Regions from separate parts of the Homo sapiens genome. Here all the other regions are linked to region 3. The links are chromatin contacts, found by Hi-C in ENCODE. All regions are on one chromosome and are shown on one strand. Each heading gives the region's core, a stretch centred on a gene start or an enhancer-like site at or near the end of the contact. The rest is flanking DNA. Distances are from core to core; before and after follow the strand shown. Region 1 holds the start of EPC1 (enhancer of polycomb 1). Region 2 overlaps EPC1 (enhancer of polycomb 1). Region 3 holds the start of CREM (cAMP responsive element modulator).

The links. A loop is a pair of places that touch in the nucleus more often than their neighbours do. Pooled maps may share reads with other maps.
Region 1: a loop to region 3 is called in a pooled map, with 8 times the contacts of the local background. The contact joins the promoter of EPC1 here to the promoter of CREM in region 3. A Hi-C loop is called at or near these places in 2 of 37 single-sample maps with no recorded cell type and 7 of 50 pooled maps.
Region 2: a pooled map shows a loop between it and region 3 (9-fold over the local background). The contact joins the enhancer-like site here to the promoter of CREM in region 3. A Hi-C loop is called at or near these places in 2 of 37 single-sample maps with no recorded cell type and 3 of 50 pooled maps.

What each region holds. Positions count from the first base shown.
Region 1 is chr10:32,345,495-32,348,434 of GRCh38, forward strand. It overlaps EPC1 (enhancer of polycomb 1), which reads right to left and starts at 1,664. Exons shown (of 14, transcript NM_001272004.3): 1 at 1,269-1,664. The coding sequence starts at 1,421. EPC1-AS1 (EPC1 antisense RNA 1) reads left to right here and starts at 1,870. Exons shown (of 2, transcript NR_104163.1): 1 at 1,870-1,981. RefSeq lists silencers at 695-974, 1,645-2,114, 2,125-2,254 and enhancers at 1,195-1,294, 1,315-1,374.
Region 2 is chr10:32,317,293-32,320,095 of GRCh38, forward strand. All of the region lies in intron 1 of EPC1 (enhancer of polycomb 1), which reads right to left. Among named protein-coding and RNA genes, the nearest start is that of EPC1, 28 kb to the right of the region's middle. RefSeq lists an enhancer at 527-586. Within about 2 kb of position 1,404, at least 9 of the 41 ENCODE cell types and tissues checked have a DNase peak (open chromatin) inside an H3K27ac peak, as active enhancers do.
Region 3 is chr10:35,125,518-35,128,346 of GRCh38, forward strand. CREM (cAMP responsive element modulator) reads left to right here and starts at 1,329. Exons shown (of 8, transcript NM_183011.2): 1 at 1,329-1,676. It also overlaps a transcript of CUL2 not described here. RefSeq lists silencers at 1,217-1,736, 1,797-1,936 and an enhancer at 2,297-2,366.

The sequences.
Region 1 (2,940 bases), core at 414-2,913, 2.8 Mb before region 3:
ACAAATCCACGCGACTCCTGGACTTCCTTGAACTGTCAATACACTGCACCCTGTTTAAATGGCTGTACCTGAAAACCAAGGTATGCAATTCCTTAGGATTAGAAGTCATCAAGTTATACTGTCAAGGATCTGGGGGAAATGAGAGGAAGATTCTATTATCCTGGTGTCCGAACCCAACTTCCACAACAAGGTAAAGCCACAGCGATGGTAAAATGTCTATTAGTTGTCAACATTTACGTGCTGAAACCCACCCAATTTAGACATCTCAATATTAAGATTTCTGTGAATCAAGTCACTTAGTTTTAGTTCGGTTTTGAATAAGAAAGGATCCTCCTTCGAAATTTAGATCTATAAAAGTTACTTAAATTGGGTCTTTTCTCCCCCTATGTTGAGATACCAGAGAGCAGGAGAACTTAAATTTATTTTACAAATAGGTAAGGTTACAGGCTTCAGAAGAGAGAGGTACTCCAAACAAATCTGCAAGATATTCGCAAGGATCACAGAAAAAGTCAGGGATAGTGGTTTATTATCCTCCGACCAACTAGCTCTGGAGAGGGATGGATACAAACGTCCCAGAAAGAGGACACTGAAAGTAAGTCTTATCTTCTAGAAAAGTAAGTCGTCCGGGCAAACACGCTGCACCCTCGACATTTCCTTGCAGAGGGGGAGAAAAGCCTCATAGAGCAGCAGGCGACATGACATGCCCGTCTGAGGCTCCACGTGGGGGCTGCACTGAGCCCAACAAGCTTCCCAGACCATGGGGCAATCAAATTCCCCGACTGTGCACAGAACCTGCGCTCCCGGCCCGGGCAGCGGCGCGCAGGCCGCAGTGGCCCTGGAGCGCCACCCAGCGGCCCACGGAGAGGCCTGTAGGCGGGTCCTCCACGGCTCCCGACTCGCCGCACCCCCACAGCCACCCAGCCCGTTCCCCTCTCCGGATGCACAAGGCCCAACCCAAGAACTAAGACACAAAATGGCTGCCGGCAGCTTCGTCACGTGACCCCTTTGTGCCTTTCGGGCCCCCGAACTCCGCGGGACCCGGGTACAAGTGGCCAGGGTCAGCGGGTGGCCTTAGAAGGGGCCCCGCTGGGCCGCGGCGGCCGGGGGTCGAGGCTGGGGGAGGCGGGGTATAGGCCCGGCCGGCGACTGAGAGTCGGCGGCGAAGAGAAGATGGCGGCCATTTTGTGTGGGTTTGCTGCTCCGCCGCCGCCGCAGGCAGCAGAGGGAGCGGGCCTGACGGTGGGTCGGACAGGGGAGTTAACACGTACCGACTCCTCTTCCTTCTCCATTCCGGTGGGCATCTGCGGCACGGCCCTGTTTATCGAGGCGTATTCGTGCAGGTCGGGCAGATCCTCACAGCGGAAAACCGGCAGCGGCTTCGAGGCGTCTAGCGCCCGCGCCCGAAACGACAGTTTACTCATCTCAGGCGCAGCAGATACCTCTCCGCTCTGGGGAAACGGCCCCGGCCAGCGGGATCATGGAGAACCGGGGGTTCGGTCCCCACTCGCCAACCGCTGCCGGGGACTTGAGGGGCGGAGCGCAGAGCCCGCCGTCCGGGCACTAACACCAGCCGGGAGGGTGGGAGGCTGTGCCGCTCCGCTCCTCTCTCGCTCGCTCTCTTCAATACGCCATGGCCAACATGGCGGACATTAAAACTCCACTGTGCGCTCTTCAGCCAACCCCAGCCATTCCCCACACTGCATCGCGCAGCGGCGCGGGCACGCGGGCGGGGGGAGGGAGCGCGGGCTCGAGGCCGGCGCCGGCACGAAGCGCGCGTCCCGCCAACCCCCGGCACCCGCCGGCCTCGCTTCCCGCGCCTCGCTGCTCCGGGCCCCCGCCCTTCGCGGGTCCGGGGGCGGACAGGGCGGACTGGGCGCTCGGACACCGGGCGCCGGCTCTTGGGTCGTGCTCTCCTGCAGCGCACACGCTCACTTTCTCACGCTCGCTCCCTCCCGGCGCCGCTTTCTGACGGGCGAACAAGGTGCGGGAAAACTCTCTCCACCAGCACGCCGCCGTTTGGAAAGGCAGCTGGGGAGAGTGGCAGGCGGGGCTCGGGCCCCGGGCACCTGGGGCTCGGAGGGCTCGGACCTCTGGGGTGCTCGCCAGCGGCTGCCCCGGGGCCACGGCCGCCCCCACGGGGCTTCGGAGGGGCGCTCCAGAGGCGCCGCGCGCCGCCGTCTGCCGCGGGGGGCGAACGCACAGCCTAGTTCCCGCGGCGCCTTAGGTCTTTACGATAAAAATACAAACTGAATTAGGGGCAGATGCTACTTTGAGTAAACTTTTATCAGCAGTTATTTTTATGTCCTAATGCAACTTTGGATTATAATGTTTTATAGGCACCGCATCAAGTCATTGATCCGTTTCCCACGCATTGGGCTTAATATAAATGATAGGTATCCTATTCTACAAAGTAGATTTTTTTAAATCCTGCATTTTCATCTACACATATTTACTTTTTAAATAGTAACTGAAGCAAAGGAAATTATTACCCACCACTATAACATTTAAAAGCAAGATCTACTTCAGAATTTAAAGCCAGTTCTTTATATCTAGCTCATGATTCTGTACTCAAAGAGACTGCGGCTTCATCATAGCCGTGGGTTCACACTTTCATCATTTGTCCTCTGAAAAACTTTGTAACATTGAATCATATAAAGACCTGTCGTACTCCCGCCAAACAAAAAGCTGAATTATTAGATTTAGATGGATATGATAGATGGGTGGCATCGGTTTATATTACACATGAAAATGGGTATCCTGAGATCTCTTCGTTGTTGTTGTTGTTAATAGGGAAGATTGTTGGGGTGGGTTTAATAAATTGGCAGCCAAATTTCAATTCGAGTTTCAATTTGTATCTTAGTGCACAATTTTGTATCTTGTGCAACAAGATACAAAAAGATACAAAAATGTTTTGAGTTGCTTTTCTCCCTGGGAACTACG
Region 2 (2,803 bases), core at 154-2,653, 2.8 Mb before region 3:
TATTTAAGGTCCACAAACTATTACCATTTGGAATAGATTTCATAAAGAAACAAAGATAACATTTCATAAAAGCAAAGAAAAAATTAAACCTGTAATCCCAGCACTTTGGGATGCTGAGGCAGGTGGATCACTTGAGGTCAGGAGTTCGAGATCAGCCTGACCAACATAGGGAAACCCTGTCTCTACTAAAAATAAAAAAATTAGCCGGGTGTGGTGGCACATGGCTGTAATCCCAACTACTTGGGAGGCTGAGGAAGGAGACTTGCTTGAGCCTGGGAGGTGGAGGTTGTAGTGAGCCAAGATCGTGCCACTGCACTCCAGCCTGGGTGACAGAGCAAGACTCTGTCTCAAAAAAAGAAAAGAAAAAATTAAAATGAACACATTTTACTTTTGTATCTGAAATACTTGTGGTAATAGTTTAAGGACAGATAGTATCTGGCAAGGAAAAGAGCAATTTAATATCTATTATATTTCACAAGAAATAAATGATACAAGGTTATTACTCTCTACCTATCCTCTTGCTTAAAGCTCAGTAATCAATTTCTAGAATACAAAAAGGAAGACCTTTACAGATAAAATAGTCCAGTTCTGTTATTTCTCTTCAGTGTGAAACATTTGCCAATTTACTACTTTCCTTATAAAATCAACAGGATGTAAAGTCAAGTGACTGAGTAGCACAATAACAGGTGGCCCAGACATGAAGTTTCATTCTGATTCTGTCCTCTCATGTCCTTATTTGTACCCCTAGCATCCGTTTAGGCTTAGGTCGTTTATGCTGTACATATTAAGAGCCTACATGCCCAGTGTGATGTGTGACAATGTAAGCGGGAAGGGAATAAAATTAGAGTCTCTTTCTACGCTTAGAAAAGCCGCAATCTAATTGAATCATTTCCCCAAAATTAAATTTTAAAAGGCTCTCCCAAACTGTTATTTTTTGTTGTAATCTTTATGCTGATGATTTCTATGCCTCCAAAACAGCCCCGAGAGCAGTAAAATACAGATACAAATGTGTCTGTTTTTTTCTAAAATGCCCTACAGCAGCAGCAATGAACTAATTTAAATCTGTCTAAAAGTGCTTATATAATCAATAACACAAACTAAATCTGTCCCACTGCTTAGTCCTTAGCCCTTGTATATACGCACCCTTGCAATTTCATCCAGTATCATGGCTTCAACTACCATTTGGATGCTGGTGATTATTCTAAATCTTAACTTCTAGCTCAGAATTCTGAACTCTAGACATGTATATAAAGACCTTACTATATGTTCCACAGACATCTCTCACATAACATCGACACCCCTGCTCCATGACTCTCCAAATCTGTTCCTCCTCCTGACCTACGTCAGCAAGTTTCACTGTCATCTATCCAGTCACCCAAGTCAGAAGCCTCAATGTTTCCAGCTCCCTTTTGCTTCTTATTTCCCCATTTCCAAATCAGGCACAGATTTCTCATTGGTTTTATGACTAGAAATTACTCAATACTCTCCATCCCACGGCCACAGTTCGTGCAGCAAGTGGCCTTCTAACCTCTAGTATTACATTACTCTCCACTGGTCTTTCTAAGAGTTTGACCAAGTCAACTCTCACACTTCATCTTTGGGTCTTTATTTGCCTCCCTGGTGAAATTCAAACTTGCCTTGGGAAACAGGTCCTCATGACCTAGCTCTAGCTAATTCCTCCAGTTCAACACCTGACCACTTTCTCCCCTGAATTTCCTAATCCACCTAGAATAAGCATCTAATAGAACTTTCTAGTAACATCTATATGTACTGTTCCCTGCCTCTAACTCCATCTATAACTCTTCTCCCTTCTTTATAATTCTACTAGGATGTCTACCCCGCTTTTGGAAAGTCTTCCACAATGATTATGTAATACTATGGTAACATAAAAAACAGGCAGAAGTGACTTAAAAATGCCTATCTCCATAAAGATTCAACTGAAGTCTTTACAAAGTTGAAAACTGAGCAAGTCAGAATCTGGAAAAAAATTCTTGATAGAGATTCCATGACCCCTGAACAACCTGCCTCACACATACTGGAAGTGGCAGAAGATAAGAAAGTAACAAGAAGGATGTAGATTCCCCACAGATTGCTTATTTGTTGTAAGGGAAATATAGTAACTATACTGTGGAGAAACTGGACCATACTTTCACCAGATGGTGAAAATTACCATTACCAGTGAGGTGCAGATGCATCTGTGTGCCTCCAGATGTGATGTCATGGGGACACGATATCCCTTATGTGACATTTCAGCTGGAAATGCAAAACTTCAATATGAGAAAACATCAGACAAACCTAAAATGGGGTCACTCTATTAAAAAAAGTCAAAACTGTATTCTTCAAAAATGTCTACGTCATAAAAGATGAAAACATCTATGAAAAGATGTATATTTTTTTCTTTGAGACAGAGTCTTGCTCTGTCACCTGGGCTGGAAGTGCAGTGGCGCAATCTCGGCTCACTGCAACCCCCACCTCCTGGGTTCAAGCGACTCTCCTGCCTCAGCTCCCGAGTAGTTGGGGTTTACAGGCGCATACCACCAAACCTGGCTAATTTTTTTGTATTTTTAGTAGAGACAGAGTTTCACCATTTTGGCCAGGCTGGTCTCGAACTCCTGACCTCAGGTTATCTGCCCACCTTGGCCTCCCAAAGTGCTGGGATTACAGGTGTGAGCCACCGTGCCCAGCCGACATCCATGAAACTATTTAGGGGTAAAGTGCCACGATGTAGGCAACTTAAATGGTTTGGGAAAAACATATGTGTGTACATATGAGAAAGAGAATAAAGCAAATAGGGCAAAGTGTT
Region 3 (2,829 bases), core at 79-2,578:
TTAGATTAAGTCCTGCTCAGTGAAAATTATGAAAACACTCTGACACTACAGTAACTGATATGAAATAATAAATCCTCACTTAACATTGTCAATAGCTTCTTAGAAACTGGTTTTCAGTGAAACAACGTACAATGAAACCGATTTTTGTTATCATCAATATTATAACGAAATGAAAACAACACTGAATGAAAATTTTTTTGTGGACCTGCTGTAAGTTGTTTGGCTTAAAGCCATGATTTCTAAGAACCTATCGTTAAGTGAGGACCTACTGTACTCTATAACCATGCTGCTATTCTTTATTCCTGATATCCCATTACTTTTTTTATTTTTGAGATGGAGCCTCGCTCTGTCACCCAGACTGGAGTGCAGTGGAACGATCTCAGCTCACTGCAGCCTTGACCTCCCAGGTTCAAGCGATTCTCCTGCCTCAGCCTCCCAACTAGCTGGGACTACAGGCGTCTGCCACCACTCCTAGCTAATTTTTGTATTTTTAGTAGAGATGGGGTTTCACCATGTTGGCCAGGCTGCTCCTGACCTCAGGTGATCTGCCCATGTCTGCCTCCCAAAATGCTGGGATTACAGGCGTGAGCCCCCGGCCGACCTTTCTAATCTAAAAAAAAAAAAAGAGATGAAGTCTCACTGTGTTCCCTAGGCTGGTCTCCTGGGCTCAAGCGATCCTCCCACCTTGGCCTCCCGAAGTGTTGGGATTACAGGCCCGAGCCAGCGGGCCCAGCATGCGGACCATTTCCAGTCAAATACTGGGATAAACTGCAATAAATGACCCTAAGAAGCAGGTGAATTGTCTCAGGAGCTCAAGCTTCTTTTGGAGAAGGACTCAACCAGCTGTGACTGGCTGTGAATATGGAGGAAAAGGGCCACTAGTCAAGGTATGTAGATAGCTTTTAGAAGTCAGAAGAAGCACGCCTGCAGTCCCAGCTACTCAGGAGGCTGAGGCCGGAGGATCGCTTGAGCCTGGGGAGATAGAGGTTGCAGAGAGCCGAGACCACGCCACTGCAGCCCAGCCTGGACAGAGGTGAGACGCTCGCGGACCTTAGCTTGGGGTTGGCGGCGTTAGGAAGAAACCGACCTCGAGACCCTGAAGACCTGACAACAGCCGTTACTCTGGCTGACAAGTCATTGGATTTCTGGCGCACGCGCGGCGCGGCACGGGCAGCTTCCGGTTTCCAGCCTTGCCCCCGCCCCTACCTTCCGCCCCACCTCCAGGCTAGTTCCTCCTCTTGGCCCCGCCCCCTGACCTTCCTTCTCCCTATCCCTAGGCCCCGCCCCCTGACCCGCACCTTCCCGCCGCCCCTCCCCGGTTCCATTTCATTGTTGGATTGTGGCGCTTCACTCCTGCTGGCGGCCGGCAGGGGGCGGAGTTCGAGCCTGGATTTTTTTCCTCGGGGCCTCCCCCGGGAGGCCGTCCCGGCGTGGGGGAGGGGAGGACGGGGCGGGAGGACGCGGTTCGGTCGGCTGCAGCGCTACTTTTGGTCCGGGGTCGGCAGGGAGGCCGCGGCTACCGCATCACAGCTGACGTGAGGACTACGTGGGGCCGCTGCCGGCTCCGGGTTGCTGGGCGGCGGCGCCGCTGCTGAGCGGCGGTCGGGCTCGCCGTCTCCACCTCCTCGCGTCCGTAATCAGTGACGAGGTCCGCTACGTAAATCCCTTTGCGGCGGGTAAGTGGTGCGTCGGCTCCGGCCCCGAGACCCAGCAGCGGGCGACGCGGCGCAGGAGGTGGAGGTGGAGGCAGGAGGCGGAGCGGAGCCGGGTGCGGTGGAGCAGCAGAGGCCGAGCGGAGCCGTGGGCGGCGGGCCGGGACCCCGGGGCCGGGCCAAGGACTGGCGGGGCAGCCGCGAGTTCACCTGACGCGGCCCCTCGCTCGGCGCCCCCGAGGCCGCCGGCTCGCCGCCCCACGCCCGCTTCGTGCGCTCAGCTGCCCCGGGACCCGCCTGCCTCCTCGCGAACTTGGGACGAGTTGGAAAATCCTCCCTGAGAGAGCCGTGCGGCTCAGGGGAGCGGTTTAACTCGGAAAAGGAAAAGGAATCCAGAAGTAAGGACCTCGGATTTGAGTGCCCCCAGCGCCTCTGCCCCACTTTACGAGCGCAGTTTAGACGAAAGCGGACGCAGCCCGTTTTCCCCCAAAACCTGGGCCGGAGGGCCTCGCAGCTGAGTCATTCGGTCCCGGGCGCGGGCAGTCTCCGGAGTGGGAAGGGCAGAGCCGCGACCGCTCTCGGAAGGCGCATTTTCCCTTCTGCCTGAGTCTTGCCTTTTTAGGGCCATCTGGTAAGGTTTCCAGAGCCTGTTGAATCTGGGGAATAAACACATTATTAAACATACTTTTTTTTTTTGAGACGGAGTCTTGCTGTTACCCAGGCTGGAATGCAGGGGCATGATCTCGGCTCACTGCAGCCTCTGCCTCCTGGGTTCAAGCGATTCTCTTGCCTCAGCCTCCCGAGTAGCTGGGATTACAGGCATGCGCCACCACGCCTGCTAATTTTTGTATTTTTAGTAGAGATGGGGTTTTACCATGTTGGTCAGGCTGGTCTCGAACTCCTGACCTTCCACCCACCTCGGCCTCCCAAAGTGCTGGGATTACAGGCGTGAGCCGCCGCGCCTGGCCTCAGCATGTTTCTTGATCCTGTTGCGTTTTATTTGTATATCAGATACCTGAGTTTGAAATCACTTAGGGGTTTCCTGCATGCTGCTCAGTGAAGCAGCGGTGAGTTTGTAATCACATTTTAAGAAATTGGGACTTACAGGGCCAGTCTCAAAGTGTCACTGAAATTGAAAGAGCTCCTTTAACACTGTGGCTTACGTACGTGACTCAGT